2 separate regions of the Homo sapiens genome follow, and region 2 is linked to region 1. The links are chromatin loops, found by intact Hi-C in ENCODE. Cell type or tissue: CD14-positive monocyte. All regions are shown on one strand. Each heading gives the region's core, and the rest is flanking DNA. Links, peaks and the distances in the headings are about the cores only.

Region 1 (16,822 bases), core at 3,698-11,697:
TACATAGATACAGATATATATGTATAGGTATACATATCTGCATATATGTGTATATACATATATGTATGCATAACCTATTGGTTTTGTACTGTGAAGAATCCTTATTAATACAAATTCTGAGCAATTTTAGAAATTATAAATAGATGTGGTAGGACAAAATATTACCTGTATTTTTTTTTTTTTTTCGGAGACAGAGTCTTGCTCTGTCGCCCAGGCTGGAGTGCAGTGGAGACATCTCGACTCACCGCAACTTCTGCCTCCCGGGTTCAAGCGATTCTCCTGCCTTAGCCTCAGGAGTAGCTAGGAATCACTTGCATTTTTAATACTGTTTAAATACAGGCATACAGCTTAGTATTAAAGCCAAATAGGCCTGCTAACCAAATCTCAAAAGGTCGTCCATTTAACAATAAATTGAGGGTAATATTGATGTATTCTCACATTGAAATGGAGACCGCTTAGGAATATCAGCATAGAAGGCTTGTTGCCAAAGGACAGTTCTCTACCAAGAAGGGTGGAAATGAGCCAAATGTTGTAAGTTATTTTTCCCAAATTGAACATTTAAATGAAGGGCTGCAAAAAGCTAGAAGGTTCAGTTCCTGAAATCTTTTTTTTTTTTTTTTGAGACGGTGTCTCACTATGTCACCCAGGCTGGAGTGCAGTGGCACCATCTCGGGTCACCGCAACCTCCGCCCTCCGAGTTCAAGCAATTCTCCTGCCTCAGCCTCCCGAGTAGCTGGGATTACAGGCACCCCCCCAACACGCCCATCTAATTTTTTGTATTTTTGGTAGAGATGGGGTTTCACCATCTTGGCCAGGCTGGTCTTGAACTCCTGACCTCATGATCCACCCACCTCCGTCTCCCAAAGTGCTGGGATTACAGGCGTGAGCCACCGCACCCGGCCTGAAAGCATTTTTTTTTTTTCACCAAGCGTTCTGCTCCTAATAGGTCAAAGGTCTCCAATGTTAAGACTTTTTACTTTTTCTTTTCTTCTTTATGCCTGAAGTCACTTCTACTAGAAAATGCCAATAGCCTATTGGAAATCCTCTGGTAAAGTCCTGAGCAATAAAGCCCTTGGAAATAATTCAATATTTACTCATCAAATTTTAAACTCAAGAAGAAAATAAATGGACACAAATTAGAAAAATGAACAAAGGAAACAATGAAGTACTTCACATAAAGAATGTACAAACGGAAAAGAAGATAGCAGCACAAATATTTCTTTGTTAAATGCTAATTATAAAGGGAATCATATTTCACCTATCAAACTGTCAAAGGTAAATATCGGTAATAACTAGTGTTGTTAAGAATTTAGGCAAACATTATTTTAGTCATTGTTGAAATTGATGTAATCTCCTGGAAGTTAATTTTATGATTTCTAGAAACCTTTCTTGAAAATTATCCTTACAAAAAATATTATTATCTTTCAAGCAATTTTATGTTAAAGATTTTTTTTCAATAATTGTCCCCGTCCAAGTGTGTGGGAGGTTAGAGGGTCCTGGTTATCCTCTTTTCCTTGTAATGACCTATTTGTTTCTTCTGTTTTCTATTAGTAAGTCTCAGCTTGGGACTGATCCTGAAATTTGAAGACTACAGTAATTAAACAATATGAACTCTGGACTACATATTTTATGAGATATTAAAATTCGGAGATGGTGCAAATATGTTGTAGTTTCACATTGTGTCTCTTTGTTGGACCTATATTACCACATATTTTTGGTGGTGCTGCTTAAAGTGGTCATTGTTAAACATCCCAAACCTGGCCTACTTCCTGTTTTCTATAGTCCACTAGTTAAGAATGATTTTTACAGATGAATATTTGTAATCAATTTGGTGATGGGGAAACTCTAACTTTCAGCTACACTTTGTTACTCTGTAGAAAAAAAAAATGGATTCTATTATTTTAATTAGTAGACCTTCTTTAATTAAAGACAATGCAATTATTATTGTTAATATTGTTTGAATTTCATAAAAATTATTTGTGGACATACATTTTTCTATCTTGTTATATTAATGCCTACATGATATTCTTGAATTTGCCTCTTTTTCCATAAAGCCTTAGCTATATATTATTTGGCCATTTATGTAAAAGTTTGCTGAATTCTGGCTAAAATATTAAGAAATAACATCAGAGGCTATTTTATTTTTGAGAAAATTATGTTACTTAAGAAAAACCATCCCTATTGGTAATCCAATAAAATTAGCTCTAGTAGATATTGAAACTTGAAACAGTCTCAAAAGATCCCTTAAGATAGCCTCTATAATCATTCTCAACAGCCATGGATATCTGCTAAGTCCTAATCCGTGAAGCCAGAGGATCCACCAGGTGGGTGTATGACAAGCAATCCAATATTTCTTATATTTGCAGTGGTTTTAATCTGGTAAATCAAAGTATGGACATCTGCCCATATGTGAATATTTTCCATAACCTTGAAAAAAATGATCTATGACCTGAGGTTTTTCAAGAACAATTGACTAGCCGTAAATTCTTATGCCACTAATTTTAGACAATATAGTCCTCCTCTTCACTAACACAATAGCCCTAGACTTATTTATATTTGCTGTGTGGTATGCTGCCACATGCCCAAGCAGACACACACACACACACACACACACACACACACACACGTCTTACTTGTAGAACACAAGCAAACAAATGAATACTCTCCAATGGCACATTATAGCTTTTGGAATAAAGTCCAGCAACTCTGCACAACATTAATAGCCATTTTTGATATTCATATTTTCCTTGTCTCCCCAAGTTCTACCTTGCACTCATACCATATTGAAAAAACTAGAGTTACCTTAAACTACATTATCTAGTTTAAATCTCCTCTACTATCTACCTGGCATGATGTGTTCTTACTTCCTTGGCTACTCATCCATCATTCCTCAAGAATCAGAGGTAACTACCTAACCAAAAAACAAAATACAATAAATGCAACTCCCCTGCTTTGGTTAGATTTCAATGCTTCATTCTCTCTGAACTCCACATCCTATGTGTACACTTGTTATTTCTCTCTTCTTTCCCTTGCCTGCCCATTCCCCACCTCTCTTCCTTTCAGTCTCTCTTTTCCAGAATTACATAGGTACAAACTCATGAGAATTATTCACTGTGCCAGATTTACTATTATGTCACGATTCTGTAGTATAGTATTTTTAATATTGCAGGTTTTTGATAAAATGATGAATTAATAAAGAAGTAAATTTTGAGGTTAGCAAAAAAAAAAACAACAACATTGATGTGTCAAATGCAACACCTGGTTCTAATTTTTGTGCCTGTAATTCCTTGTATGACTCTGAAAATGTATTTAAATTTTTAGGCTTTATTGTCTCTTGATATTCATAAGATTTTCTTTGACAAGAACACAGTTAACATGTACTTCCTTTGATTTTTTTTTTTAAGGCAGGGATGATCAAGAAAATGAGAGTCAACAACTTGTTTTCATTGAGTCCCTGGATGTTTCAGAACAACGAGCCTTAGGTGCATTTAAATTCAGTGACAAAGGCATAATTTATAAATCCTCCTGGAGAAATATTCTTAGAAGAATAACTCAACCAGGGGCTAAAGAATAAAAGAGAAAAAATAATATATATTCACTACTTCACTCATTTCACACTTCTCACTTTCATTAGTCACGTAGAATTCACAATCCCACTGATTGATATGAGCCATGATGATCTAAAACCAGCTATTGTGCTGGCAGATTTCACAAACCCAGCATCTCAAATAATATGTTTTTTGTTTTGTTTTGATATGGTTACTACTGCAAAAGAAAAAAGCATGTAGGCATTAATTAAGGTGGATTTTATGAACAGAACATTTTTACCACATGAATGCGAATCTGTGTGGTCTTTGCACCATAGACAAGTGGATTGAGAAATGGAGGGACCAGCAAGTAAATGCTAGAAAAGAGAATATGGATATAAGGGGAGATGTGAGACCCAAACCTATGTGTGAAGAAGGAGAAGAAGGCAAGGAGGTAGAACTGGAGGAAGACACAGATGTGAGCAATGCAGGTATTGAATGCTTTAAACCTAGCCTCCTTCTGGGGCAAACGAAAAACTGTGATAAATATCTGGATGTAGGACAATGTGATGAATGTGAGGTCAAATCCTGCTACAGTGAAGGCCACAAACAAACCATAGATTTTGTTGACTTGAACATTTGCTGCTGCTAGTTTCACAATGGCCATATGCTCACAGTAGGAGTGGGAGATGACTGTTGTGTGATAAAATTGAAACCGGCACTTTATCAGTACTAGGCATGGGGCTACAAGAATAGCAGCCCTGAGTACGACCATAGTTCCTATCTGAATGACAAGCTGGTGGGTGAAGATGTTGGCATGTCTTAGTGGATAACAGATGGCCACATAACGGTCCAGGGCCATGGCCACAAGGATGCCTGACTCTATACCCTGCAATGTGTGGATGAACCACATTTGAAGCAAGCAGGAATCAAAATAGATTTCAGGCACATTAAACCAGAATATTCCAAGCATCTTTGGCATAATGCTGCTAGCAAGTGCAATGTCTGTGGCTCCTAGCATGCCTAAGAAAATGTACAAGGGCTCATGGAGACTGCGCTCAGATTTGATGATGCTCAGAAGCAAGGAATTTCCAATCATAGCAATGAGATAAATGGCACAGAATGGAATCCCAATCCAGCACTGCACAGATTCTAGGCCTGGGATCCCTACTAGTGTCAACACAGAGGGCATGTAGACTGTGATGTTGGAAATGGACATAGTGTCGTTGGGTCTCCTGATGCAAACAAAAGAAGTTTCTCAGTCAGTGTTACTGTTCCTCTTCTGCTTTCTGATTTTCTCCAAACTCATTATATTGAGTCTGTCTGATTTGGGTATAACTCTAAAATCATCCATCTTATTCACAGTTTTGAAAGGAAAAGATGGATTCATGGAGATACATCACTGTTTTCAGGTGGGGCATTCACAGGCACTGTGCCATAATAGGATGTTATGTGCATGGCAATCCAAATACATTAGAACCAGCAAAATCACCTGGACAGGGGATTGGACTACTGGCCAGTCTGTTATTTCTTTCCAGACCTGTGGACAAAAAAAAAAAGAAGTTTATTTTTATTGGACATTGCATTTTAATTTGGTTAATAAACCTCTCCATATTTCACATTTCAGCTATTCCTCTAGTATTTAACTATTTCCAATTTTCTTTAAGAACATTTTAGACAAGCAAATTAACAGACTCTGACCAGTACATTGGTGTAAAAGATTCCCAATGAAAGAGAATAGAGGTAGAAATAATTGACACCCAAGAACATAATATATTTCTTTTTATATTCAGAATAATGTAAAGAGAATGCTTTAGAAATAATTGAAATCTTTATACTTTTGACAAATCTGAGCCAAAGCTCCTGGTTGCTTTTTATATTTCTTTAAAGTTAAAGGGAATTATATTTTTTCCTATATATTTTAAACAGCTGAAACTCTTGAAATGTTGTGAGTTTAAAATTTTAATACACTTTATGGAATATCTAGAGAGAAGGAACTGCTAAGGGACAAGATGAGCAGCAGCAATGCCTACGGCAAGAGAACTTGCTCCTGATAAACCACAGATACTGAATAATGGGCAAATGAATCATTTAGCCAGAATAGAGTCCAGTTTCCTGGTTTTAAAATGTTCAGAGTTATAATTAGCATAATATAGCCCAATAAAGGCTCATTAGTTCTTAATGAAATATAGGTGAGATGCTTATATAATTTTGTGAGCTCTGACATAAGAAATTAGTAAAAATAAAAAAGCTAAAGGACAGATTTCTTAGAAGAAGTCAAATGTAGAACTAGACAGGGAAGACAGGACAAACTTGGGGAGACTAAAATTGAGGAAAGCACTATGAATAACCAAAGAAAATTTAGTCACTTTTCAATTTCACTGATGATTGAATTTTCTGAAAAACCTGGGCTCTTATGCTTTATATAAAAGTTCTCTGATCAAAATAGTTATTTTCTAAAAATTACATATTTTGAATCAGTACATTTTAAGCTATACATTAGAGAAATGTTTGTGATACAGTGAAAAGTAAAGTTACTTCATTCTTTCCTAGACACTTCAATAAAGTTGTTTTATCTCAGTAAGCTCATGAATCAGCTAACCGTATGCTTCATGTCACCAATATGCTGGAAATTCAGGAAGTAGCTGTTCTTTGAAAGAAAAAGCAGCTTTTTTTTTTTTTTTTTTTTTGAAAGAAAAGGAAGGTAAGTAACAAGGAAGAAAGAGAAAAGAGGAAATGGATACAAGTTTACTCAAATATTCAACAACAAATGTTCAACTGCTGCTAAACTTCAAATGAAAGAACCAAATCAGCAGAGGACATTTCATGACAGGGAGGCTGTATCAGCTAACATACATTTACCGTAAACTAGTAGGTCAATTAAATACTTTGATTTCCACAGATTTGATCCCCAATGCTTAGTTTTATGACACTCCCATCCATAAGTCACTGGCTTTTTCTAATAGGGGCAAATTTTTTCTTCTCCAAAGATAATCACAATTAGAATAAGAATCCTTTAATGGCAATCACAATGTCTGACTTATTCAAGACCAAAGAGCTGACATGTGAGTACTACCTGACAGGCACAGATAGCAGGGTTGCAGGTGGTGGTGTATGTAAGTTCCTGGTTAGTTGGATAGAGTGATTGTTATTGGAGAAGCTGGTAATTAAATTATGGAGAGGAAACTTGGAATCGTGAGACTTACTCCTCAATTATTATTGAGAGCTGGTTTTGCTCTTACCAGATACCTGAAGAATATTGTCCATTTTTCATAACACTTTCATTCATCACTCACCAATTTTTCTTCTCCAAGGATTCCAGCTTCATTCCCTTAAGTTGTGGGTTCTGTGATGGCTCTACTTTCTGTCTGCACTCTGTGTAACAGCATCCAGCTAATGTCATAAATTTTACTCTGTTTGGTGCCAGGATATGTGCCAATATAATATACTGTGGACATTTTGCAGATGACTTTTTACACTTTTCATTTATCTCTAACACGGACATCTTCTTCTTCTTCTGGAAGTCTGTCTCAGACCATCTTTGTGTGCTCATCCCCCAGTAAAACTCATAGTGAGGTCTGTAGCATTCTGAAACACGGGATGAATTTATTGAGCTCAAATTGGAGAAAAAAGTGGCTATCCACCAATTTAATATTCCTTTATGAATGTGTGGAGAAGTAGGAGGAGTTATGAGCATGAAATGAGGGATTTCCTAGTTGATAGCCAAAACCACGAGGGACCCAGCAAATTTTAAGTCAGCCCTCTTGGGTTCACTGGCACCTAATATCCCCGTAATTATTTCTACACTTGCAGAAATCTCCTTTCTCTCTTTTTCTCTTTTCCCACAGGCTAAATGCAGAATAATTCATATGCAAAAAATTTTTTTACAAGCTATGTTCCTTTTCTGCCATTTCTATTTGCAAAATTCTAAAGCCCATTTAATGCAAACATGTTTCTATGCCAATTCCTATTTAAATAAATATCTTGGTGACATTTTCACTGAGGCAAGGTTTTTCTCTTTTTATTCAGAAAAGAAAAATCTGTATTCATAACTACTTTTTACCACACAATTACTTCCTCAGTCTTCTTCAGTCTCATTCTTCCCATTTTATTTTATTGAAGTTTTTTTTATCTTTTAGTAAATTAAGTAACATTCTTATAGTGACAAATTATAATGGACATTTCTAAGTCCTACAAATGTAAAGCTGGAAGCAAGTTGTTGAACATTTGAGTAAACTGGTATCCATTTCCTCTTTTCTCTCTTTCTTCCTTGTTACTTTCCTTCCTTCTTTTTCTTTCAAAAAACAGTCATTATATTCCTACTATTTATGAGTGAGATGTTATATATTCTAAATGAAATGAAAAAAATTATAGTCTTACCTTTAAATTATTAGTAAAATGGGATTATGCATTACAATTTCATTTATCACGTAAGTATCTGATAAATTCTAAGCAAGACTTATGCATATGACACTATTCTCCTTGACATTTTACAGCTGGTTTCTAGGCTTTCTTGAATGTAGCTAAGAGACACTTGATATAATGTTTAGACATTGGCAAATTTAGGAAGCATACTAATGGTGGAGAATATTTATAATGGATTTCCAGGAGAACAAGGAATACAGATGAAAAGGCAAGGAACCCCATGTGCTCTTTCCAGAATTTCCTCTGTGAAGGAGCATAAAACAATAGTACTGTTGCATGTTGAATGAAATTGATTCAGAGAGCATATAGGCAGCTAATCTAATATTCAGGTTATTCTTTTGTCACTAAGAAACAATTTAGACTAGTATACCATTTGGTTTCTTCCTCTTCTCTTATACTGATTTTATTTAAATTTGGGGGCTCTCCAAAGTTCTATCTTGGGTCATTTCATTCTAAAACTATTCACATGTGCTGGTGACTCCATCTACTCCAAATAATTTAGTTGTCACCTTCATGTGCTAACTCCTATAACAATATTTCCAGCCCAGATTTTCTCCCTCTGTTCCAAGTACACAGGAACAGCATGTACTGCCCAAATTTTAGTTTATCCCTCACATCCTTTGAAACATTGTCAATGAGTTCTACACTTAATTCAAGGTTATTTTTTTTTCATTGTACTTGTAAATATTGGAAGACTTTTACATATGCATCAATAACTATCTCTGGATTTTTTTAGCTAGTCTACTAAATTTTTTTTTTCTTTTTTTTGAGACAGAGTCTCTCTCTGTCGCCCAGGCTGGAGTGCAGTGGCCCCTGATCTCTGCTCACTGCAAGCTCCGCCCCCCGCGTTCACGCCATTCTCCCGCCTCAGCCTCCATAGTAGCTGGGACTACAGGCACCCGCCACCAAGCCCGGCTAATTTTTTGTATTTTTTTAGTAGAGACGGGGTTTCACTGTGTTAGCCAGGATGGTCTCGATCTCGCGACCTCGTGATCCACCCGCCTCCGCCTCCCAAAGTGCTGGGATCACAGGCGTGAGCCACTGCACCCGGCCTACTGAATATTTTTTAAATTTATTTTTATTAAGGTAAAATATACATACGTAATTTACCGTCTTTACTTTTTTTTTTTCCTTGAGACGGAGTCTCGCTCCGTCATCCAGGCTGGAGTGCAGTGGTAGGATCTTGGCTCACTGCAACCTCCGCCCCCACCAGGTTCAAGCGATTCTCCTGCCCAAGCCTCCCAAGTAGGTGGGATTACAGGCGCCTGCCACCACGCCTGGCTAATTTTTTGTATTTTTAGTAGAGACAGGGTTTCACCATGTTGGTCAGGCTGGTCTTGGACTCCTGACCTCATGATCCACCTGCCTTGGCCTCCCAAAGTGCTGAGATTACAGGCATTGGCCACCGCACCCAGCCCATCTTTACCATTTTTGAGTGTACGGTTCAGTGGTAATACATACATACATATATATACAAATTTATATGTATACATACATATTCACATTTTTATATATATATACACATACATACATATGCACACATACACACAGAGGGAGAGAGAGAGAGTGGGAGGGTTTTTTTGCTTGATTTCTCATTCCTTTCTTCCCTCCCGCCGCCGGTAACTACCAATCTACTCTCTGTCTTCATAAGATCCACGTTTTTAACTTCCACACGAGTTAGAACATGTGATATTTTTCTTTCTGTGCTTGGCTTATTTCACTTAACGTAATTGCTTTCAGTACCATTTATGTTACTGTAATTGATAATATTTCATTCTTTTTTATGGTTGAATAATATTCCATTGTGTGTGTGTGTGTGTGTGTGTGTGTGTATTATTTTCTTTATCCATTTATCTGTTGACGAATACATCAGTTGATTTCAAATCTTGGCGTTTGTGAATAGTGCTATAATAAAGATGGGAGTACTGATATATCTTCGACATACTAATTTATTCTTTTAAGGGTATATACCTAGGAGTGATATTGCTGGATCATATGGTAGTTCTACTTTACATTTTTGACAAATCTCCATACTGTCCTTCATAATTGCTGTACCAATTTGTACTCCCACCAACAGTGTAAGAGGGTTTCCCTTTGTCCACATCCACACAAGCATCTGTTATTTCCTTTTGTTTTGTTATAAGCTATTTTAACTAAGGTGAGATGATATCACATTGTGGTTTTGATTTATCTGGTGATTAGTGATATTGAACATTTTTTCAAATACCTCTGGGCCATTTGTATGGCTTCTTTTGAGAAATATCTATTCAGGTCTTTTGGCCATTATTTATTTATTTATTTATTTTCTGTTGAGTTGCTTGAGTTTCTTGCATATTCTGGTTATCAATTCCTTGTAAAATATATAGTTTGCAAATATTTTCTCCCATTCTTTGGGTTGTCTCTTCACTTTATTATTTTCTTTGCTGTGCAGAGCTTCAAACAATCCCAATTGTCTATTTTTGTTTTGGTTATTTGTGCTTTTGAAGTCTCATAGACAGTATTTGCCCAAATCAATGAATGCCCTGGAGGGTTTCCCCACTGTTTTCTTCCAGTAGTTTCATAATTTCAGGTATTGGATTCAAGTCTTTAATCCATCTTGATTTGATTTTTGTATATAGTGAGAGATAGGGGTCCGATTTTACTCTTTTGCAAATGGATATCCAGTTTTCCTAGCACTGTTTCTTGAAAAGACTGTTTGTACCTTTTTTTTTTTTTTTTTTGAGATGGAGTCTCACTGTTGCCCAGGCTGGAGTGCAGTGGCAGCACAATCTTGGATCACTGCAACTTCTGCCTCCCAGGTTCAAGCGATTCTCCTGCCTCAGCCTCCTGAGTATCTGGGATTACAGGAGCGCCCCACCATGCCTGGCTAATTTTTGTATTTTTAGTAGAGACGGAGTGTCACCACGTTGGTCAGGCTGGTCTTGAACTCCTGACCTCGTGATCCCCCCACCTCAGCCTCACAAAGTGCTGGGATTACAGGTGTGAGCCACTGCACCTGGCCCATTTGTTCCTATTTTTATGTTCTTGATGCCTTTGTTAAAGATGACTTGGTTGTTAAGTGCCTGGATTTGCATCTGGGTTCTCTATGCTGTTCCATTGGGCTGTATGTCTGTCTTTATGCAGTACTGTGCTGTTTGGCTACTGTAGCTTTGTAGTAGATTTTGAAGTCATATAGTGTGATAGCTTTGGTTTTGTTCTTTTTGCTCAGGATTGCTTTAGCTATTGGGGATCTTTTGTGGTTCCATATAAATATTAGGATTGTTTTTCTATTTCTGTGAATGCCATTGGTATTTTGACAGAAATTGCACTGAATCTGTACATTGCTTTGGGTAGTATTGTCATTTTAATATTAATTCTTCTAGTTCATGAGCATGGAATATCGTTCCATTTTATTTGTGTGCCCTCTTCTATTTCTTTCACCAGAGTTTTATAATTTTTCTTATAGAGATCTTTTACTTCTTGGGTTAGATTGACTCCTGGGTATTTTATATTTTTATTGCTATTGTAAATAAGATTGTTTTATTGATTTTTTTTGCAGATTGATAACTTTTTATATATGAAATGCTACTGATTTTGTATTTTTATTTCATATCCTGTAACTTTATTGATTTTTTTAAATCGTTTTAATAGTATTTAGTGAAGTTTTTAGGTTTTTTCTAAGTATAAGATCATGTCATCTACAAACTAGGCTAATTTAACTTCTTCCTTTCCAATTTGGATGCACTTTCTTTCTCTTCCTGAATTTCTCTTTCCAAGACTTCCAATATTATGTTAAATAATGGCAATGAAAGTGAGCATTCTTGCCTTATTTCAGTCCTTAGAGGAAAGGCCTTCAATGTTTCTCTGTTCAGCATAATGTTAGCACTTGGTTTGTCCTATATGGTTTTTATTATTTTGAGGTATGTTCCTACTGTACCTCCTTTGAGGTGCATTTGTTGTTGTGTCCTGGTCTGGTTTGGGTATATTAGAGTAATGCTTGCCTCATAGAATAAGTTTAGAAGTAGGCCCTTCTTTTCAGTTTTTATTTGTTTGTTTGTTTGAGGAATTTGAGTACGATTAGTATTAGTTCTACTTGAAATGTTTGGTAGCCCATCGAGTCCTGGGCTTTTCTTTAATAGGAAACTTTATATTACAACTTTAATCTTGTTATTCATTATTGTTCTATTGAGGTTTTCTGTTTCTACATGCTTCAGTCTTGCTAGGCTGTATGTGTCCAGGAATTTATCCATTTATTCTAGATTTTCCAATTTGTTGGAATACAGTTGTTCATAATAGTATCTAATGAGTCTTTGTGTTGCTGAGGTCTCAATTGTTATATCCTCTTTTTCATTTTCTAATTTTATTTGACTCTTTTTTCTTAAAGTTTTGTTGATTTTGTTTACCTTTCCAAGAAAGCAACTGTTTGTTTTTAATGATTTTCTGTATTTTTTGGTCTCAATTTCATTTGTTTCTTCTCTGATCTTTCTTATTTCTCCCCTTCTATTAATTTTGCATTTGGTTTGTTCTTGCTTTCCTATTTCCTTGAGGTACATTGTTTGGTTGCTTAGTTGAAGCCTTTCTACTTTTTTGGATATAGGTGTTTATTGCTATGAACTTCCCTCTAAGTACTGCTTTTGCCATATCCTGTAGGTTTTGGTATGTTGTATTTCCATTTTCACTTGTTTCAAGAAGTTTTAAAATTTCCTTCTTAATTTCTTTAGTGACTCATTGGTTATTCAGTTTCATGCGCATCCCTGTGAGGAGACTACCAAACAGGCTTTGTGTGAGCAATAAAGCTTTTTATCACCTGGGTGCAGGCGGGCTGAGTCCGAAAAGAGAGTCAGCAAAGGGAGATAGGAGTGGGGCTGTTTTATAAGATTTGGGTAGGTAAAGGAAAATTACAGTCAAAGGGGGGTTGTTCTCTGGCGGGCAGGAGTGGGGGGTCACAAGGTGCTCAGTAGGGGAGCTTTTGAGCCAGGATGAGCCAGGAGAAGGACTTTCACAAGACAATGTCATCAGTTAAGGCAGGAACAGGCCATTTTCACTTCTTTTGTGGTGGAATGTCATCAGTTAAGGCAGGAACTGGCCATCTGTATGTGTACCTGCAGGTCACAGGGGACATGATGGCTTAGCTTGGGCTCAGAGGCCTGACATTCCTGTCTTCTTATATTAATAAGAAAAATAAAACATAATAGTGTTGAAGTGTTGGGGCAGCGAAAATTTTGGGGGATGGTATGGAGAGATAATGGGCGATATTTCTCAGGGCTGCTTCGAGCGGGATTAGGGGCGGCGTGGGAACCTAGAGTGGGAGAGATTAAGCTGAAGGAAGATTTTGTGGTAAGGGGTGATATTGTGGGGTTGTTAGAAGAAACATTTGTCATGTAGAATTATTGGTGATGGCCTGGATACGGTTTTGTATGGATTGAAAAACCAAATGGAATAAGAGAAGGAGAAAAACAGGTATTAAAGGACTAAGAAGTGGGAGGACCTAGGACATCTGATTAAAGAGTGCCTAAGGAGATTCAACATAGTCCTGCCAGCAAAGATTATTTATTTACTTCAAGAGTTAAGAGTGGCAGTTTGGGGATAGCACCAGGAGATATCAGCTGTGATGGCTTGGAAAAACAGTGTAAACCGGCAGTGTAAACAAGAGCAGGGCATGTATGAGTAGTTGAGAATGGTGAATAGGAGTATGACTAGACAGAAGATAGCAGGGATGACAAGTTTTTTTGGGGCACATTCTAAGTTGGTCTGGTGTCTGGAATTAGACTGGGGCCTAATAAAAAGGCAAATCTATACAGGAGCTCAAATGGGCTGTACCCTGTAGCATTCTGAGGACAGGTCTGACTTCTGAGAAAGAAAAGTGGTAAAAGTATTGTCCAGTCCTTTTTAAGTTGGTGGCTGAGCTTGGTGAGGTGTGTTTTTAAAAGACATTTAGTCCGTTCTACTTTTCCTGAAGACGGAGGACCGTAAGGGATATAAAGGTTTTACTGAATACTAAGAGCCTGAAAAACTGCTTGGCTGATTTGACTAATAAAGGCTGGTCTGTTATCAGACTGTATAGAGGTAGGAAGGCTAAACTGAGGAATTATGTCTGACAGAAGGGAAGAAATGACTGCGGTGGCCTTCTCAGACCCTGTAGGAAAGACCTCTACTTATCCAGTGAAAGTGTCTACCTAGACTAAGAGGTATTTTAGTTATCTGACTCAGGGCATGTTGAGTAAATCTAATTTGCCAGTCCTGGGTGGGGGCAAATCCTCGAGCTTGATGTGTAGGGAAGGGAGGGGGCCTGAATAATCCCTGAGGAGTAGCAGAATAGCAGATGGAACACTGAGAAGTTATTTCTTTGAGGATAGATTTCTACGATGGAAAGGAAATGAGAGGTTCGAAGAGGCAGGCTAGTGGTTTGTACTATAGCATAGCCTGCCTTTGCTGGTGTGTGGCTATTAGGCCTGGTGGAACGGCCATCAATAAATCAAGTGTGATCAGGGTGAGGAACAGGAAAGAAGGAAAGAAGGAAATATGGGGAAATGGGGTGAATGTCAGGTGGATCAGAGAGATACAATCATGGGGGTCAGGTGTGGTATCAGGAATAATGTGGGAGGCCGGATTGAAGTCCGGGCCAGGACCAATGGTAATTGTGGGACTTAACAAAGAGTGAGTACAGCTGAAGGAGCCGGGGATCAGAAAGTATATGCATCAGGTATGAGGAAGAAAATAGATTTTAGAAGTTATGAGAAATGTGAAGAGTGAGCTAAGCATAGTTTGTGATTTTTAGGGCCTCTAAAAGTATTAAAGCAGCGGCAGCCACTGCATGCAGACCTGAGGGCTAGGCTAAAACAGTAAGGTCAAGTTATTTGGACAGAAAGGCTACAGGGTGCAGTCCTGGATCTTGTGTAAGAATTCTGACCGCACTAACTATGCCTAGGAAGGAAAGGAGTTGTTGTTTTGTAGAAGGGATTGAGGTTTGGGAGATTAATCGGACACAATCAGCAGGGAGAGCACGTGTGTTTTTATGAGAATTATGCCGAGATAGGTAACACATGAGGATGAAATTTGGGCTTGACTGAAGTAATGGGGTCTGTCTGTGAAGCCTTGCAGCAGTACAGCCCAGGTAATTTGCTGAGCCTAATGGGTGTCAGTGTCAGTCCAAGTGAAAGCGAAGAGAGGCTGGAATGAAGGGTGCAAAGGAATAGTAAAGAAAGCATGTTTGAGATCCAGAACAGAATAATGGGTTATAGATGGAGGTATTGAGGATAGGAGAGTATATGGGTTTGGCACCATGGGGTGGATAGGCAAAACAATTTGGTTGATAAGATGCAGATTCTGAACTAACCTGTAAGGCTTGTCTGGTTTTAGGACAGGTAAAATGGGGGAATGGTAAGGAGAGTTTATAGGCTTTAAAAGGCCATGCTGTAACAGGCAAGTAATAACAGGCTTTAATCCTTTCAAAGCATGCTGTGGGATGGGATACTGGCATTGAGCGGGGTAAGAGTGATTAGGTTTTAATGGGATGGTAAGGGGCGCATGATCGGTCGCGAAGGAGGAAGTAGAGGTGTCTTATACTTGTGGATTAAGGTGGGGAGATACAAGGGGAGGATGTGAAGGAGGCTTTGAACTGGGGGAAAACATGGCAATGAGGTATGGCTGTAGCCCAGGAATAGTCAGGGAAGCAGATAATTTAGTTAAAGTGTCTCGGCCTAATAAGGGAACTGGCAGGTGGGGATAATGAAAAAGGAGTGCTTAAAAGAGTATCGTCTCGGTTAGCACCAGAGTTGGGGAATTTTAAGAGGTTTAGAAGCCTGGCCATCAATACCTACAACAGTTATGGAGGCAAGGGAAACAGGCCTTTGAAAAGAAGGTAATGTGGAGTGGGTAGCCTCCATACTGATTAAGAAGGGTACAGACTTACCCTCCACTGTGAGAATTACCTAAAGCTCGGTGTCTGTGATGGTCTACAGGGCTTCCGAGGCGATCAGGCAGTGGCAGTCTTCAGCTGCAAAGCCGAGAAGATCTGGGAAGGAGTCAGTCAGGGAGCCTTGGGCCAGAGTTCCAGGGGCTCTAGGAGTGGCTGCCAGGTGAGTTGAACAGTCCGATTTCTAGTGGGGTCCTGCACAGATGGGACACGGCTTAGGAGGAATCCTGGGCTGCGGGCATTCCTTGGCCTGGTGGCCAGATTTCTGGCACTTGTAGCAAGCTCCTGGGGGAGGTGGTTCCGGAGGAACGCCTGGCCACTGCGGTTTAGGCATTTGGAAGTTCTTGTGTGCTGGAGATGTGGCTGGGGTTTGTCTCACAGTGGAGGCAAGGAATTGCAACTCAAAAATATGTTGCTACTTGGCTGCCTCTACTCTATTATTGTACACCTTGAAGGTGAGGTTAATTGAGTCCTGTTGTGGGGTTTGAGGTCCAGAATTTAATTTTTGGAGTTTTATTTAATGTCAGGAGCAGATTGGGTAATAAAATGTATATTGAGAATAAAGTGGCCTTTTGTCCTTTTAGGGTCTAGGGCTGTAAAGCGTCTCAGGGTTGCTGCCGAACGAGCCATGAACTGGGCTGGGTTTTTCATATTTGATGAAAGAGCCTAAACGCTCTGATTCGGGAGAGGTCGGATAAAGAAAAAGGAGCATTAACCTTGACTACGCCTTTAGCTTCAGCCACCTTCTTAATAGGAAATTGCTGGGCAGGTTGGGGAGGGCTAGTCACGGAATGAAACTGTAAACCGGACCGGGTGTGAGGAGGGGAGGTGATAAAAAGATTACAGGGTGGAGGAGCTGAGGCTGAGGAAGATTTGGGACCTAGCTCGGCCTGGCAAGGAGCAGCCTGGGGAGGAGGGGAGACGTCAGATGGGTCTGTAGAAAAGGAAGATTAGAAAGACTCAGCGACGCTTGGAG
Region 2 (16,822 bases), core at 5,731-13,730, 60 kb after region 1:
TATAATGCATGTAATATATAAATATACATTATATATTATATATTATGTAATAAATATATATTATGTATATACACATTTATCTAGACTTTATTACATATTTCATTATATATTTTATAAGATTTCTATAAATAATATTCCCATCATTACTAAAATATTTTTTAAAAATTAGCCATACCTTAGAAGCATTATAAAAAATATATGACATGGTCCATCTGTTCAACTGTAGCCATCTAACCATTTGAGAAGTTTTTATAAGATTTATAGCATTTGATTGTACCATGACATAAATCATCTCATGCAAGATAGTGTATTTGTTTTGTTGGCTTTAATATGTTCCCTTTTCTTCAGAAAATGTGAGACAGCTTAAAATAAAATTAACTATAAGAAACTGGTAAACACTGAATGAAAGAAGAAAACCAAGCAGAAAAGTAAAAGGAGGTTACAAATAAATTTATATTTTAAAAACATTTTTTATTTGCCTGGCAAATAATAAGTGCATATATTAATGGATACAATAATAATATATAATATAAATATATAATATATATAATATGTTATGGGATACAATGTGATGTTTGATCTATATATACATTGTAGAGAGAGTCTATCAAGCTAATTAGCATATGAATCACCTTCCAACTTTTTTTGTGGTGAGAACATAAAATATTTATTTTTTAGCAATTTTTAATTTAAATACATAATATATTATTAACTGTGTTCACTATGCAGTGTGAGAGATCACTAAAACTTATTCCTCTAGTCTAACTGAAGATCAACTTCTTTCCCTTCCCATCCCTCCTCTACACTCTCAGTCAGCCTATGGAACCATCTTTCTATTCCCGTTTTTATGAAATCAACTTTTTAAAAAATTCATCCTTAAATATATTAAAATGAACAGTTAAATTTATGAGGATAAATAATTAAAACTATTACACATATTTTAAGTTGTCCTCTGAAAATTCTAGAATTCTACTTCAATACCCTTATTTTTAAGATAAAGGAAATTGTAAAGGCTTTCTAAGAAATCGAGTACCCATACCTAGGCTGCTAGACTCCAGGTCCAATTTTTCTCCAGGGGGTTACTATGGCTTCAGGGAAGCTATCTATAATCACCATCTCCAGAACATCTCTCACTTTCTCATCACCACACAGTGGAATAAGAATAGTTTTGGCAGCAATAAAAAAGTAATGCCATATCAAATTAGTAAAGCCTTCAGAAAAAGTATGAATATTACACAGTTACACTTATATTAGAACTAAAATTTATTTATTGAAATTCACATTACCATAATTATTTATGTCTGATTAAATGTTATTAAAGCTAAAATTTTGAATTTATATACTACTATTAATTTCCAGTTCTATCTTTCTGTTCAAGAAAAGAATGTGAGAAGTAAATTAGTGCCTCAAATTTGCCTACTTCATCCCCAACAGAGGAGATCATGACTATATCAATAATGGAGCCTGGGCCCAGACAACTGGTTAAGAGAGAGGTCATTCTGACCTCAGAACATAGGAGAGATGGATATTGTACACCACAGAGTCCAGGATGACTAGCAGTGAAGGATTCAAATGCCTGGCGAAATCTCCTATACAACCGGAGAGACCCAAGTCCCCAAAGACAAGAAGGGATGATGAAATGGCCTCTGCATGACATGACTTGCCTATGAGCCCTCCCATTGCTATAAGGATGGGGATCTTAGCACAGTGCCTTGTGTGAACAGTAATGCTAGCCTTGATTTTACCATGGCAAGTTTGTTTAGGGAAAAATTCAACCCACCCATTGAAATTCCAACCTCAACCAAATGAGGGATGGCTGGGGATGCAACCACAAAGATACTGTATCTTAGGAGGGGAGTTTTTTTTTTTTATAGAAACTCGTCAGGATATTATTGCTAGGATGTGTTGTTACTGGGAAAAAAGCTGATGGAATACAAAAGAGTAGACATCCCCACAGGGATTATTTGAGGCAATCAGTGACTAACATGACCACTTTGCTTTCTCTATGCAGGTGTCATCTATTGTGATATAGTGCCAGGAGGTTGCCTTTGCTGTGGCTTTCGACCCTAGATTTTTAAATTGTGTGACAAACCCATCTTTTATTTATGTAAATAAAATGTCCGTGTTTATTGGTTATTGTTATATTGTGAAATTGTAGTAGATCTAAAATTGTAATTTCTTGGATTCCTAGAATTTCTAAATCTGTGGATTTTTAGAATTCTCTAGAGGTGACAAAGGTTTATTATCTAAGCTACCGGAGCTATGTACTTTTGGATATAAGAGTGTCTCCATCTCCATTGCCTTACAAATCAGGTGTGAGCCAGGCATGTCTCTCAGACTGGAAAAGGTAACTAATCAGAAGGAACCATTGTCCTAGAATGGGGCAAGTGTACAATACCCAGAAAGACCACTGGTGCCGTAGCATATAACATATTCACTCAATCCTTCATACCCTTTGTATCGTTTTTTTTCTGTTTTATTTATTTTATTTATTTATTAGAGATCATAGTGTGTGCAACACCTATGTCCAGGTTCTGTGGTAAACGTCAGCGTGGAGAAATTAGTAGCTATTAGATCATAAAAAGGTGAGGCATAATCATATTTGTCTTTGAGAAGCTGACTGTGGCTATAGGTGAAGAAAAAAATTATAATTTTAGTTTTATTATTAATATCACCATGATCATCATGATAAAAAGTTAATATTTACTGGGAACTTATTTGGTTTGTCATTTTTCGAAGGAATTTATGTTAATTTACTCACTATAAGAAATTTATAAAGTAGATTCCATTATAGCTCTTAATTTATTATTGAGGAATGTAAGGCATAGAGAAGTAACTTATCCTCAAAACAAAGCTATTAACTTATGGACCTGAGAGTAGAGCCCGGGCTGTCTCATGCCAGAACCTATTATCCCATGTTGCAAGACACAAATAGGAAAATAGAACCGGTTAGAAGTTATTGAAGGGCATGAAATAATAGTGGTTTGAAATTTGAGTAGAGTAGGACCAAGAAAATGCATATTTCAGGGAATACCTGAGAGGAAAAAAAAAAACTATGAAGGAACGCAGTAATTAGCTCCTTAGCTGAAAGAATGATCTTCTGGTCAGTGAGAACTGGTTTCAAATCTTGGTTTTGTCATTTCTTAGGTATATAATTTTTAGCTCAACACTTAGCTGCACAATTTTTAAAAATATTGTTGGTATGATGATAATATATAAAAACGGCTCATTATCTGCCACTCAAAAGCTATCAGTATTTATGATAATAATTCTAGTTGTGAGAAATTGATTATTAAATATATATAAGGGATAGAAGAGAGTGGAGAGTAAAGGCAAAAATGATTGACAAAATTTTGTCTTGGAAATCTGAGTGAACCATTCATCAAGTTTGGAAGCATTAGAGGAAACTGAAAGAAGTGGAGGATAATTTACTATCTTTTCAACTCGCTGAGTTTAAGAGGTCCATAGGTCATATAAGTGGAGGTGACCTGTAAGCTATTGTAACATTTTTTTTTCATGTCCCAAAATGTTAATGTATCCCTAACAGAGAGCAATGAAGTTCTTTTTAGTGGAGTTTCTCTTTCTTGACATAGTACCATGTAGTGAAGACACTGCTGACTTTGGAATTGAAAGAATCTTAGCTCAGCTACTTACTAGCTGAGTAGCTACAACACCTTAATGCCCATCCCAAGACAGTGTGTGTAAAAGACGAATAACAACATCTCAGGAAGCACAGGATGTACCAGAGAGCACCATCTTTTCATGTTGCTTTCCTAGGCTTTTTATTTCCCTCCTCTAGGTATTTCTGTTATTTTCCTTTTTTCATTATTTCTTCCCTCTTCTTCAGGAAGTTAAGACAGTCTACCTAGATTTAGAAGCAAATGTTTATATAGTGGTGAAATTTAAAGCCTAATTGACTAAAGCCATTTAAGAATGTAATATCTCAGTTAGTATGCACTTCTTGAAATGCAAAGAAATGGTCTGACTTTTTTCCATTGTTTAGTTTCTAAATTTAGTTTTTATTTTAATATTTTAAGTACAGCATGCATATATAAAAGTACACAAATTATACATGCACAGCTGAATTAACTTTTGGAAGGTGAACACACCCATGTAACAACTAATAAGATAGGAAATTAAAGAGTAAACATATGCTCACTCTTTATCATTCCACTAATTGTCTCCAAAGTTAATAATTATCCTGATATAATTCATTTTTATCACGATTGACTCATGTCCCTTTTTTTAAAAGTGTGTATACATTGAATTATACTGTGTTGCTTATGTCTGACTTTATTCAATATTATGTTTGTGAATTGCATTCATACTAGTGTATGACTGTAGTTGATTTTTCATTTCTGAATGTCATTCTATTTTATGTATATACCACAATATATTTATTGACTCCACAGTTGATAGATATTTGAGTACCTTCTAGCTTTTGGCTATAATATAAATTGCTGCTATGAAGATTCTTATATATTTTTGTATATATATTCTGTAAATTGCTAGGTCATAAAATATGCATATGTTCAACTTTAAAATACACTGCCAACCTGTTTACCTCCCCACTATAATTTAATGTCATTTGGTCAACCTATAATATCATAGATGTTTTCTCTTATAGCAGCCTGCATGTGCCCAGATTTTGAATTTATCCTTTGTATATTTACATTTAGTTCTGTATTATTACAATTAGTTCGTAGACCTGTTATTATTATTCTCATTTGTAGTTGAAGAAATTGCACTCCAGCAAGTTTAAATTGCTCCTGGCTACATCCCAGAAAAACAATAATAAATGAAAATACTTTTTGCCCCTACTTGACTAGGAATTGTATAAAGAGAACAGTTATTCTTCTAGTGGGAAGCAAGCTGGCCTCAACTGGAACAGAATGAGAGAAATGCAAGACATCTAATAATCCAACAGTCCCACACCCCACTAAATGTACTTTTTCCTTTTCCCCATGGAGTCAAGGCTATCTAAACTTCCTTTAAGTGCACAAGCTAATATGGTAGGGAAATATAAAGCCTAATCCTGCCATCCAGAATGAGCAAGTGGATGGGGAAAAGGGAAGGGAAAAAGGAGCAGAATCTGCCAAGTCTGACCTAATGCCCTCTGTTTCTCCCACTTGCTCTGCAGGATGGCTTAGCAGCTCCCAGCTCAGGGCCTATCAGAGGCTGAGAAGGTCGGCCCTCTGATGCATTTTATTCCTTCACTAACAAAGCAAACCCAGCTTTACTTCTACCCTCTCCTCTATGCACTCTCTCGGGGCACTTCCTAATCTCGTTAGTACCTTTTGAATTAGTTTTCAAGATAGGACTTGAGTTCCTCGAAGGATTAGAAAATAACAGTAACAGTTCATGTTGTCTGGGCCAAGCACAGTGGCTCACACCTGTAATCACAGCCGAGGCCGGAGGGAGAACGATTTGAGCTCAGGAGTTGGAGACCAGCTTGGGCAACATGGAGAAACCCCTCTCTACAAAAAATTTTAAAAAGTAGCCGAATATGGTGTTACGTGCCTGTAGTCCCAGCTACTTGGGAGGCTGAGGTGGAAGGATATCTTGAGCCAAGGAGGGGGAGATTGCAGTGAGCAAAGATTGTACCACTGCACTCCAACCTGGGCAACACAGCGAGACCCTGTCAAAAAAAAAAAAAAGAGAGCTAGAAAGAAAGAAATTAACAATTCAGGTTGTCAGAAGTAACTGAATGTCTTTAACAAATAGGAGCCATAGGACTAAATTGCTCACATTATTTTGAGGGCAAAAATTACATTGTCATTATTTTTTACCTCCAACATATATACAGTTTTTATATTTACTATATAGGAACACAATAAATGCTTGTTGCATAAAATCAAATTACAAAGAAGGACAGAGAATCATTAAATTACTTTCATAATGCGCATAAAACAACATTTTGTTAGACTTAAAAACAAGCTGATTATAACTATAAAAAGATATGTGACTAATAGGTGGAAAGAGGAGCAAGGAAGAATAAAATGGGAGGAAAGAACTGCTAAAGACTCACGATGGTTTGTTACATAGCTAAACACATGTCATGGGTTTGTCGTACAGATTATTTCATCTCCCAGTACTCAATAGTTACTTTTTCTGCTCTTCTCCCCGTTCCCACCCTCCAAACTCAATTAGGCTGCAGTGTCTTTTGTTCCCGTTATGTGTGCATGTTTTCTCATCATTTAGTTCCTACTTGTAAGTGATAATATGTAGTATTTGGTTTTCTGTTCTTACATTAGTTTGTTAAGGATAATGGTGTCCGGCTCCATCCATGTTCCTGCAAAGGACATGATCTCATTCTTTTTTATGGCCACATAGTATTCCATGGTGTATATGTACATGTTCTTTATCGGTATACCACTAATGGGCCTTCAGGTTGATTCTATGTCTTTGCTATTGTGATTATGCTGCAATGGACACAGGTGTGCATGTGTCTTTGTGATAGAATGGTTTATTTTCCTTTAGGTATATACTCAATAATAGGATTGTTGGGTTAAATGGTATTTCTGTTTTTAGGTCTTTAGGGAATTGCCACACTGCTGTCTACAATGGTCGAACTAATTTATATTGCCACCAATGGTGTATAAACATTCCCTTTTCTCCACAACCTTACCCACATCTGTTATTTTTTGACTATTTAATTATAGATATTTTAAGTGATGTGAGATAGTATCTCATTTTGGGTTTGATTGGCATTTCTCTAATGATCAGTGACACTGAGCTTTTTTCATATGCTTGGTGGCCACATGTATGTCTTCTTTTGAATACTGTCTGTTCATGTCCTTTACCCATTTTTTGTGGCATTGTTTGTTTTGTTCTTGTAGATTCATTTAAGTTCCTTATAGATTCTGAATATTAGGCCTTTGTTGGATGCATAGTTTGCAAAAATTTTCTCCCATTCTATAGGTTGTTTACTCAGTTGATAGTTTCTTTTGCTGTGCAGAAACTTTATTTTAATTAGATCCTATTTGTCAATTTTTGCTTTTGCTGCAATGACTGTTGGCATCTTTGTCATGAAATCTTTGCCCCTGCTTATGTCCGGAATGGTATTGCCTAGGTTGCTTTCAAGCATTTTTATAGTTTGGGTTTTGCATTTAAGTCTCTAATCCATCTTGAGTTTATTTGTGTATATGATATAGAACGGGGTCTGGTTTCAATCTTCTACATACGGTTAGTCAGTTATCCCAACACCACTTGTTGAATAGGGTGTCTTTTCCTCATTGCTTGTTTTTATCAGCTTTGTCAAAGATCAGATGGTTGTAGGCATGTGGTCTTATTTCTGGGCTCTCTATTCTGTTCCATTTGTCTGTGTGTCTTTTCTGTAACAGTACCACACTGTTTTGGTTACTGTAGCCCTGTGGTATGGTTTGAAGTTAGGCAATGTATTATCTCCAGCTTTTTTCTTTTTCTCTTTTTTTTTTTTTGTACTCTAAGTTCTACGGTACCTGTGCAGTTTGTTACATATGTATACGTGTGCCATATTGGTGTGCTGCACCCGTTAACTCGTCATTTACATTAGATATATCTCCTAATGTTATCCCTCCTCTCTCCTACCACCCCACGACAGGCCCCGGTGTGTGATGTTCCCCACCCTGTGTCCAAGTGTTCTCATTTTTCAATTCCCACCTGTGAGTATTAGGATTTCCTAGGCTATTTGGACTTTTTTTGTTGTTGTTCCATATGAACTTTAAAGTGTATTTTTCTAGTTCTGTGAAGAATGTCATTGGTAGTTTGATAGGAATAGCTTTGAAACTGTAAATTGCTCTAGGCAGTATGGACATTTTAACAATATTGATTCTTTTTATCCATGAGCATGGAAAGTTTTTCCATTTGTTTCTATCAGCTCTGATTTCTTTGAGCAGTGTTTTGTAAATCTCATTGTAGAGATCTTTCAACTGCTTGGTTAGATATATCCTTAGGTATTTTATTCTTTTTGTGGCAACGGTAAATGGGATTGACTTCCTGATTTGGCTCTAGGCTTGGCTATTGTTGATGTATGGGAATGCTAGTGATTTTTGTACATTGATTTTATATCCTGAAACTTTGCTGAAGTTATCAGCTGAAGGAGCTTTTGGGCCTTGACTATGGTGTTTTCTAGATACAGAAAACAGGGATACTTTGACTTTCTCTCTTCCTATTTGGATGCCCTTTATTCCCTTCTCTTGCCTGATTGCTCTGGCCAGGACTGCCAGTACTATACTGAATAGCAGTGGTGAGAGAGGGCATCCTTGTCTTGTGCCAGTTTTCAAGAAGAATGCTTCCAGGTTTTGCCCATTCTGTATGATGTTGGCTGTGGGTTTGTCATAGATGGCTCATATTATTTTGAGGTCATGTCCTTAAATAGCTAGTTTGTTGAGAGGTTTTAACATGAAGTGAAGTTGAATTTTATCAAAATCTTTTTTTGCACATATTGAAATGATCATGTGGTTTCTGTTTTTAGTGCTGTATATATGATGAATCACATTTATCAATTTGTATATGCTGAACCAATCTTGCTTCTCAGGGATAAAGCCTACTTGATTGAGGTGGATTAGCTTTGTGATGTGTTGCTGGATTTGGCTTGCTAGTATTTTTGCATCAATGTTCAAGGATATTGGCCTGAAGTTTTCTTTTTTTGTTGTTGTGTGTCTATCAGGTTTTGGTATCAGGATGATGCTGGCCTCATAAAATGAGCTGAGGTTGAATCCCTCCCCCTCAATTTTTTGGAGTAGCTTCAGTAGGAATTTTTCCAACTCTTCTTTGTGCATCTGATAGAATTTGGTTGTGAATCATATTGTCCAGGGCTTTTTTTGTTTGATAGGCTATTTATTACTGAATCATTTTCAGAGCTCATCATGGATCTCTTCAGGAAATTGATTTCTTCCTGGTTCAGCCTTGGGAGGACCTAAAACAATCCTCAGCAAATGCAAAAAAAAAATCATATCAATCACTCTCAGACCACAGAGGAATAAAAATAGATTTCAAGACTAATGAATAGCTGAAAACTATGCAATTACATGGAAATTAAACAACCTGCTCCTGAATGAATTTTGGGTAAATAATGAAAACTAAGGCAAAAATAAAATAGTTCTTTGAAACTAATGAGAACAAAGATACAATATACCGGAATCTCTGGGACACAGCTTAGACAGTGTTAAGAGAGAAATTTATACACTAAATGCCCACATCAAAAAGTCTTAAAGCCCTCAAATTAACAACCTAATGTCACAACTAAAAGAACCAGAGAACCAAGAGCAAACCAACCCTAAATCTAGCAGAAGACAAGAAATAAACAAGATCAAAGCTAACTGAAGGATATTAAAACACAAAATACCATTCAAAAGATTAATGAGTCCAAGAGCTGGTTTTGTGAAAAAATTAATAAGGTAGATCACTAGCTAGACTAATAAAGAAGACAAGAGAGAAGATCCAAATAAGCACAGTTAGAAATGAAAAAGGGAATATTATCACTCACCCCACAGAAATACAAATAATCATCAAAAACTACTATGAACATCTCTATGTACATAAACTAGAAAATCTAAAAGAAATGGATAACTTCCTGGACTGCTCATTGTCTTAGGCAAAGAAGACTAGCCGTACTTTATTTGAGGGCTCTTTGAGTAGAGTCCTATAAATTCCTGTATTTCTCTCAACTCTATGTCCCCCTCCCCAGAATACAAAGCCCCTTCTGTGATGCCTCCTTTGCTTCTTTTGGTTATATCTGTGTTATATCTGAATATATGGCTCTAGAGAATCCCAAGAAATAGAAAAAGCTAGTCCAAAATCCAAGCTCTGAATAAGACAGGTGAGACCTTTGGATGAATATCTTTTCACAAAGTTGAGAAGATGTGAAGAACCCAAGAATCCACTGGAGAAACAGCCCCGAGGCACTGCAAGGGGTTCAGACCTGTGTTGGAGAATATCATCACCGTAACAAAACTTCTATGTTCTTAATATCTGTGTGTTTGTTTGTTTGTTTTTTGCTTGTTTGTTTGTTTTTCCTCAGAGACAGGATCTCAGTCACCAAGGCTAGAGAGCAGTGGTGTCATTATTGCTCACTGCAACCCTGAAATCCTGGGCTCAAGTGATCCTATCACTTCAGCCTCCTGGGTTACTGGGACTACAGATGCAAGCCACTGTGCCCAGCTTGGCTCTTTCTTTTTATTTTAATTGGTCACTTTGTTTTCAGACCTCTTGTTATCTTTAATCATTTTTCACCTCTGACTTGACCTCCCAGTTGTCAAATATTTGACTTAATGGGAGACTTTCCCCTAGCTTGTTGATTCCAGAAATTCAACTTTATTCTAGGCTTGGCTCCTGTTTAGTATTGCTGCTTTGAGATTGTTCTGGTTCATGAAAAACAAGTCTCCAAAATTTTCTACTTCTCAATATTGCCATTTACTAAATTCTTATAAACAAATAAGAAGGAAGACTCTCAGAAATATATGGAGAGACTGAGGTTAGAGTTGAGCAAGGCCTGAAATTTTGTCACAACTAATCTAGTTGAAGGAATGTTAACTGACTGAGAAAACACTAAATTTCTGTCTATTTCAAAGAGAAAGACTTGATAATGGCTCTACGGATGTGTGAGATCAGTTTTAATAGGATAACTTTTTTTTATTATTATACTTCAAGTTTTAGGGTACATGTGCACAACATGCAGGTTTGTTATATATGTATACATGTGCCATGTTGGTGTGCTGCACCCATTAACTCGTCATTTAGCATTAGGTATATCTCCTAGTGCTATCCCTGCCCCTGCCCCCCACCCCATAACAGTCCCCAGAGTGTGATGTTCCTCTTCATGTGTCCATGTGTTCTCATTGTTCAATTCCCACCTATGAGTGAGAACATGCGGTGTTTGGTTTATTCTCCTTGTGATAGTTTGCTGAGAATGATAGTTTCCAGCTTCATCCATGTCCCTACAAAGGACATGAACTCATCATTTTTTATGGCTGCATAGTATTCCATGGTGTATATGTGCCACATTTTCTTAATCCAGTCTATCGTTGTTGGACATTTGGGTTGGTTCCAAGTCTTTGCTATTGTGAATAGTGCTGCAATAAACATACGTGTGCATGTGTCTTTATAGCAGCATGATTTATAATCCTTTGGGTATGTACCCAGTAATGGGATGGCTGGGTCAAATGGTATTTCTAGTTCTAGATTCCTGAGGAATTGCCACACTGACTTCCGCAATGGTTGAACTAGTTTACAGTCCCACCAACAGTGTAAAAGTTGTTCCTGTTTCTCCACATCCTCTCCAGCACCTGTTGTTTCCTGACTTTTTAATGATCGCCATTCTAACTGGTGTGAGATGGTATCTCATTGTGGTTTTGATTTGCATTTCTCTGATGGCTAGTGATGATGAGCATTTTTTCATGTGTTTTTTGATTACATAAATGTCTTCTTTTGCGAAGTGTCTGTTCATATCCTTTGCCCACTTTTTGATGGGGTTGTTTGTTTTTTCTTGTAAATTTGTTTGAGTTCATTGTAGATTCTGGATATTAGCCCTTTGTCAGATGAGTAGATTGCAAAAATTTTCTCCCATTTTGTAGGTTGCCTGTTCACTCTGATGGTAGTTTCTTTAGCTGTGCAGAAGCTCTTTAGTTTAATTAGATCCCGTTTGTCCATTTTGTCTTTTGTTGCCATTGCTTTTGGTGTTTTAGACATGAAGTCCTTGCCCATGCCTATGTCCTGAATGGTATTGCCTAGGTTTTTTTCTAGGGTTTTTATGGTTTTAGGTCTAACATGTAAGTCTTTAATCCATCTTGAATTAATTTTTGTATAAGGTGTAAGGAAGGGATCCAGTTTCAGCTTTCTACATATGGCTAGCCAGTTTTCCCAGCACCATTTATTAAATAGGGAATCCTTTCCCCATTGCTTGTTTCTCTCAGGTTTGTCAAAGATCAGATAGTTGTAGATATGCGGCATTATTTCTGAGGGCTCTGTTCTGTTCCATTGGTCTAGATCTCTGTTTTGGTACCAGTACCATGCTGTTTTGGTTACCGTAGCATTGTAGTATAGTTTGAAGTCAGGTAGCGTGATGCCTCCAGCTTTGTTCTTTTGGCTTAGGATTGCCTTGGTGATGTGGGCTCTTTTTTGGTTCCATATGAACTTTAAAGTAGTTTTTTCCAGTTCTGTGAAGAAAGTCATTGGTAGCTTGATGGGGATGGCATTGAATCTATAAATTACCTTGGGCAGTATGACCATTTTCACGATATTGATTCTTCCTACCCATGAGCATGGAATGTTCTTCCATTTGTTTGTATCCTCTTTTATTTCATTGAGCAGTGGTTTGTAGTTCTCCTTGAAGAGGTCCTTCACATCCCTTGTAAGTTGGATTCCTAGGTATTTTATTCTCTTTGAAGCAATTGTGAATGGGAGTTCACTCATGATTTGGCTCTCTGTTTGTCTGTTATTGGTGCATAGGAATACTTGTGATTTTTGCACACTGATTTTATATCCTGAGACTTTGCTGAAGTTGCTTATCAGCTTAAGGAGATTTTGGGCTGAGACAATGGGGTTTTCTAGATATACAATCATGTCATCTGCAAACAGGGACAATTTCACTTCCTCTTTTCCTAATTGAATGCCCTTTATTTCCTTCTCCTGCCTGATTGCCCTGGCCAGAACTTACAACACTATGTTGAATAGGAGTGGTGAGAGAGGGCATCCCTGCCTTGTGCCAGTTTTCAAAGGGAATGCTTCCAGTTTTTGTCCACTCAGTATGATATTGGCTGTGGGTTTGTCATAGATAGCTCTTATTATTTTGAGATATGTCCCATCAATACCTAATTTATTGAGAGTTTTTAGCATGAAGCGTTGTTGAATTTTGTCAAAGGCCTTTTCTGCATCTATTGAGATAATCATATGGTTTGTGTCTTTGGTTCTGTTTATATGCTGGATTATGTTTATTGATTTTCGTATGTTGAACCAGCCTTGCATGGCAGGGATGAAGCCCACTTGATCATGGTGGATCAGTTTGCCAGTATTTTATTGAGGATTTTTGCATCAATGTTCATCAAGGATATTGGTGTAACATTCTCTTTTTTTGTTGTGTCTCTGTCAGGCTTTGGTATCAGGATGATGCTGGCCTCATAAAATGAGTTAGGGAGGATTCCCTCTTTTTCTATTGATTGGAATAGTTTCAGAAGGAATGGTACCAGCTCCTCCTTGTACCTCTGGTAGAATTCGGCTATGAATCCTACTGGTCCCGGACTTTTTTTGGTTGATAAGCTATTAATTATTGCCTCAATTTCAGAGCCTGTTATTGGTCTATTCAGAGATACAACTTCTTCCTGGTTTAGTCTTGGCAGAGTGTATGTGTCGAGGAATTTATCCATTTCTTCTAGATTTTCTAGTTTATTTGCGTAGAGGTGTTTATAGTATTCTCTGACGGTAGTTTGTATTTCTGTGGGATCAGTGGTGATACCCCGTGTCATTTTTTATTGCGTCTATTTGATTCTTCTCTCTTTTCTTCTTTATTAGTCTTGCTAGCAGTCTATCAATTTTGTTGATCTTTTCAAAAAAACAGCTTCTGGATTCATTGATTTTTTTGAAGGGTTTTTTTGTGTCTCTATGTCCTTCACTTCTGCTCTGATCTTAGTTATTTCTTGTCTTCTGTTAGCTTTTGAATGTGTTTGCTCCTGCTTCTCTAGTTTTTTAATTGTGATGTTAGGGTGTCAATTTTAGATCTTTCCTGCTTTCCCTTGTGGGCATTTAGTGCTATAAATTTCCCTCTACACACTGCTTTGAATGTGTCTCAGAGATTCTGGTGTGTTGTGTCTTTGTTCTCGTTGGTTTCAAAGAACATCTTTATTTCTGCCTTCATTTTGTTATGTACCCAGTAGTCATTCAGGAGCAGGCTGTTCAGTTTCCATGTAGCTGAGTGGTTTTGAGTGAGTTTCTTAATCCTGAGTTCTAGTTTGATTGCACTGTGGTCTGAGAGACAGTTTGTTATAGTTTCTGTTCTTTTACATTTGCTGAGGAGAGCTTTACTTCCAACTATGTGGTCAGTTTTGGAATAGGTGTGGTGTGGTGCTGAAAAGAATGTATATTCTGTTGATTTGGGGTGGAGAGTTCTGTAGATGTCTATTAGGTCTGCTTGGTGCAGAGCTGAGTCCAATTCCTGGATATCCTTGTTAACTTTCTGTCTCGTTGATCTGTCTAATGTTGACAGTGGGGTGTTAAAGTCTCCCATTATTATTGTGTGGGCATCTAAGTCTCTTTGTAGGTCACTCAGGACTTGTTTTATGAATCTGGGTGCTCCTGTATTGGGTGCATATATATTTAGTATAGTTAGTTCTTCTTCTTGAATAGATCCCTTTGCCATTATGTAATGGCCTTCTTTGTCTCTTTTGATCTTTGTTGGTTTAAAATCTGTTTTATCAGAGACTAGGATTGCAACCCCTGCCTTTTTTTGTTTTCCATTTGCTTGGTAGATATTCCTCCATCCTTTTATTTCGAGCCTATGTGTGTCTCTGCACGTGAGATGGGTTTCCTGAATACAGAACACAGATGGGTCTTGACTCCTTATCCAATTTGCCAGTCTGTGTCTTTTAATTGGAGCATTTAGCCTATTTACATTTAAGGTGAGTATTGTTATGTATGAATTTGATCCTGTCATTATGATGTTAGCTGGTTATTTTGCTCGTTGATGCAGTTTCTTCCTAGCCTTGATGGTCTTTACAATTTGGCATGTTTTTGCAGTGGCTGATACTAGTTGTTCCTTTCCATGTTTAGTGCTTCCTTCAGGAGCTCTTGTAGGGCAGGCCTGGTGGTGACAAAATCTCTCAGCATTTGCTTGTCTGTAAAGGATTTTATTTCTCCTTCACTTATGAAGCTTAGTTTGGCTGGATATGAAATTCTGGGTTGAAAATTCTTTTCTTTAACAATGTTGAATATTGGCCCCCACTTTCTTCTGGCTTGTAGAGTTTCTGCCGATAGATCAGCTGTTAGTCTGATGGGCTTCCCTTTGTGGGTAACCCGACCTTTCTCTCTGGCTGCCCTTAACATTTTTTCCTTCATTTCAACTTTGGTGAATCTGACAGTTATGTGTCTTGGAGTTGCTTTTCTCTAGGAGTATCTTTGTGGCGTTCTCTGTATTTCCTGAATGTGAATTTGGGCTTGCCTTGCTAGATTGGGGAAGTTCTCCTGGATAATATCCTGCAGAGTGTTTTCCAACTTGGTTCCATTCTCCCCATCACTTTCAGCTACACCAATTAGATGTAGATTTGGTCTTTTCACATAGTCCCATATTTCTTGGAGGCTTTGTTCGTTTCTTTTTATTCTTTTTTCTCTAAACTTCTCTTCATGCTTCATTTCATTCATTTCATCTTTCGTCATTGATACCCTTTCTTCCAGTTGATCTCATCGGTTACTGAGGCTTGTGTATTTGTCACGTAGTTCTCCTGCCTTGGTTTTCAGCTCCATCAGGTCCTTTAAGGACTTCTGTGCATTGGTTATTCTAGTTATCCATTCATCTAATTTTTTTTCAAAGTTTTTTACTTCTTTGCCGTTTGTTCGAACTTCCTCCTTTAGCTTGGAGTAGTTTGATCTTCTGAAGCCTTCCTCTCTCAACTCGTCAAAGTCATTCTCTGCCCAGCTTTGTTCCATTGCTGGTGAGGAGCTGCGTTACTTTGGAGGAGGAGAGGCACTCTCATTTTTAGAGTGTCCAGTTTTTCTGCTCTGCTTTTTCCCCATCTTTATGGTTTTATCTACCTTTGGTCTTTGATGATGGCGATGTACAGATGGGTTTTTGGTGTGGATGTCCTTTCTGTTTGTTAGTTTTCCTTCTAACAGTCAGGACCCTCAGCTGCAGGTCTGTTGGAGTTTACTGGAGGTCCACTCCAGAAGCTGTTTTCCTGGGTATCAACAGCGGTGGCTGCAGAACAGTGGATATTGGTGAACCGCAAATGCTGCTGCCTGATCATTCCTCTGGAAGTTTTGTCTTAGAGGAGTACCAGCCATGTGAGGTGTCAGTCTGCCCCTACTGGGGGATGCCTCCCAGTTAGGCTACTCGGGGGTCAGGGACCCACTTGAGGAGGCAGTCTGCCTGTTCTCAGATCTGAAGCTATGTGCTGGGAGAACCACTACTCTCTTCAAAGCTGTCAGACAGGGACATTTAAGTCTGCAGAGGTTCTTGTTGTCTTTTGTTTGTCTGTGCCCTGCCCCTAGAGGTGGAGCCTACAGAGGCAGGCAGGCCTCCTTGAGCTGTGGTGGGCTCCACCCAGTTCGAGCTTCCAGGCGGCTTTGTTTACCTGCTCAAGCCTGGACAATGGTGGGCACCCCTCCCCCAGCCTCACTGCCACCTTGCAGTTTGACCTCAGACTGCTGTGCTAGCAATGAGCGAGGCTCCATGGGCGTAGGACCCTCTGAGCCAGGCATGGGATATAATCTCCTGGTGTGCCATTTGTTAAGCTTGTTGGAAGAGCGCAGTATTAGGGCGGGAGTGACCCGATTTTCCAGGTGCCATCTGTCACCCTTTTCTTTGACTAGGAAAGGGAATTCCCTGACCCCTTGTGCTTCCCGGGTGAGGTGATGCCTCGCCCTGCTTTGGCTCATGCACAGTGCACTGCACCTACTGTCCTGCACCCACTGCCTGGCACTTCCCTGTGAGATGAACCTGGTACCTCAGTTGGAAATGCAGAAATCACCCGTCTTCTGCGTCACTCACGATGGGAGCTATAGACTGGAGCTGTTCCTATTCGGTCATCTTGGCTCCACCGCTCCCCCCCCCCTTTTTTTTTTCTTTTTTTTTTGTGACGGAGTCTCATGCTGTCACCTGGGCTGGAATGCAGTGGCACAATCTTGGCTCACTGCA

The links. Peaks named below come from ENCODE experiments on the same cell type or tissue, not always from the same donor. Only the 100,000 strongest peaks of a DNase experiment are listed, where the experiment ranks them.
Region 2: it touches region 1 in a loop (5-fold over the local background); 3 of 110 quality-filtered maps call a loop at or near these places.

The regions. Positions count from the first base shown.
Region 1 is chr11:5,147,624-5,164,445 of GRCh38, forward strand. OR52A1 (olfactory receptor family 52 subfamily A member 1) reads right to left here and starts at 7,134. Exons shown (of 2, transcript NM_012375.3): 1 at 6,824-7,134; 2 at 1-5,067. The coding sequence starts at 4,746. The coding sequence ends at 3,808. RefSeq lists enhancers at 1-11,398, 3,643-4,689, 8,221-8,934. In CD14-positive monocyte, for the core only: no CTCF peak of the experiment used is centred there; no DNase peak of the experiment used is centred there.
Region 2 is chr11:5,205,400-5,222,221 of GRCh38, forward strand. No RefSeq gene overlaps it. Among named protein-coding and RNA genes, the nearest start is that of OR51V1, 13 kb to the left of the region's middle. In CD14-positive monocyte, for the core only: no CTCF peak of the experiment used is centred there; no DNase peak of the experiment used is centred there.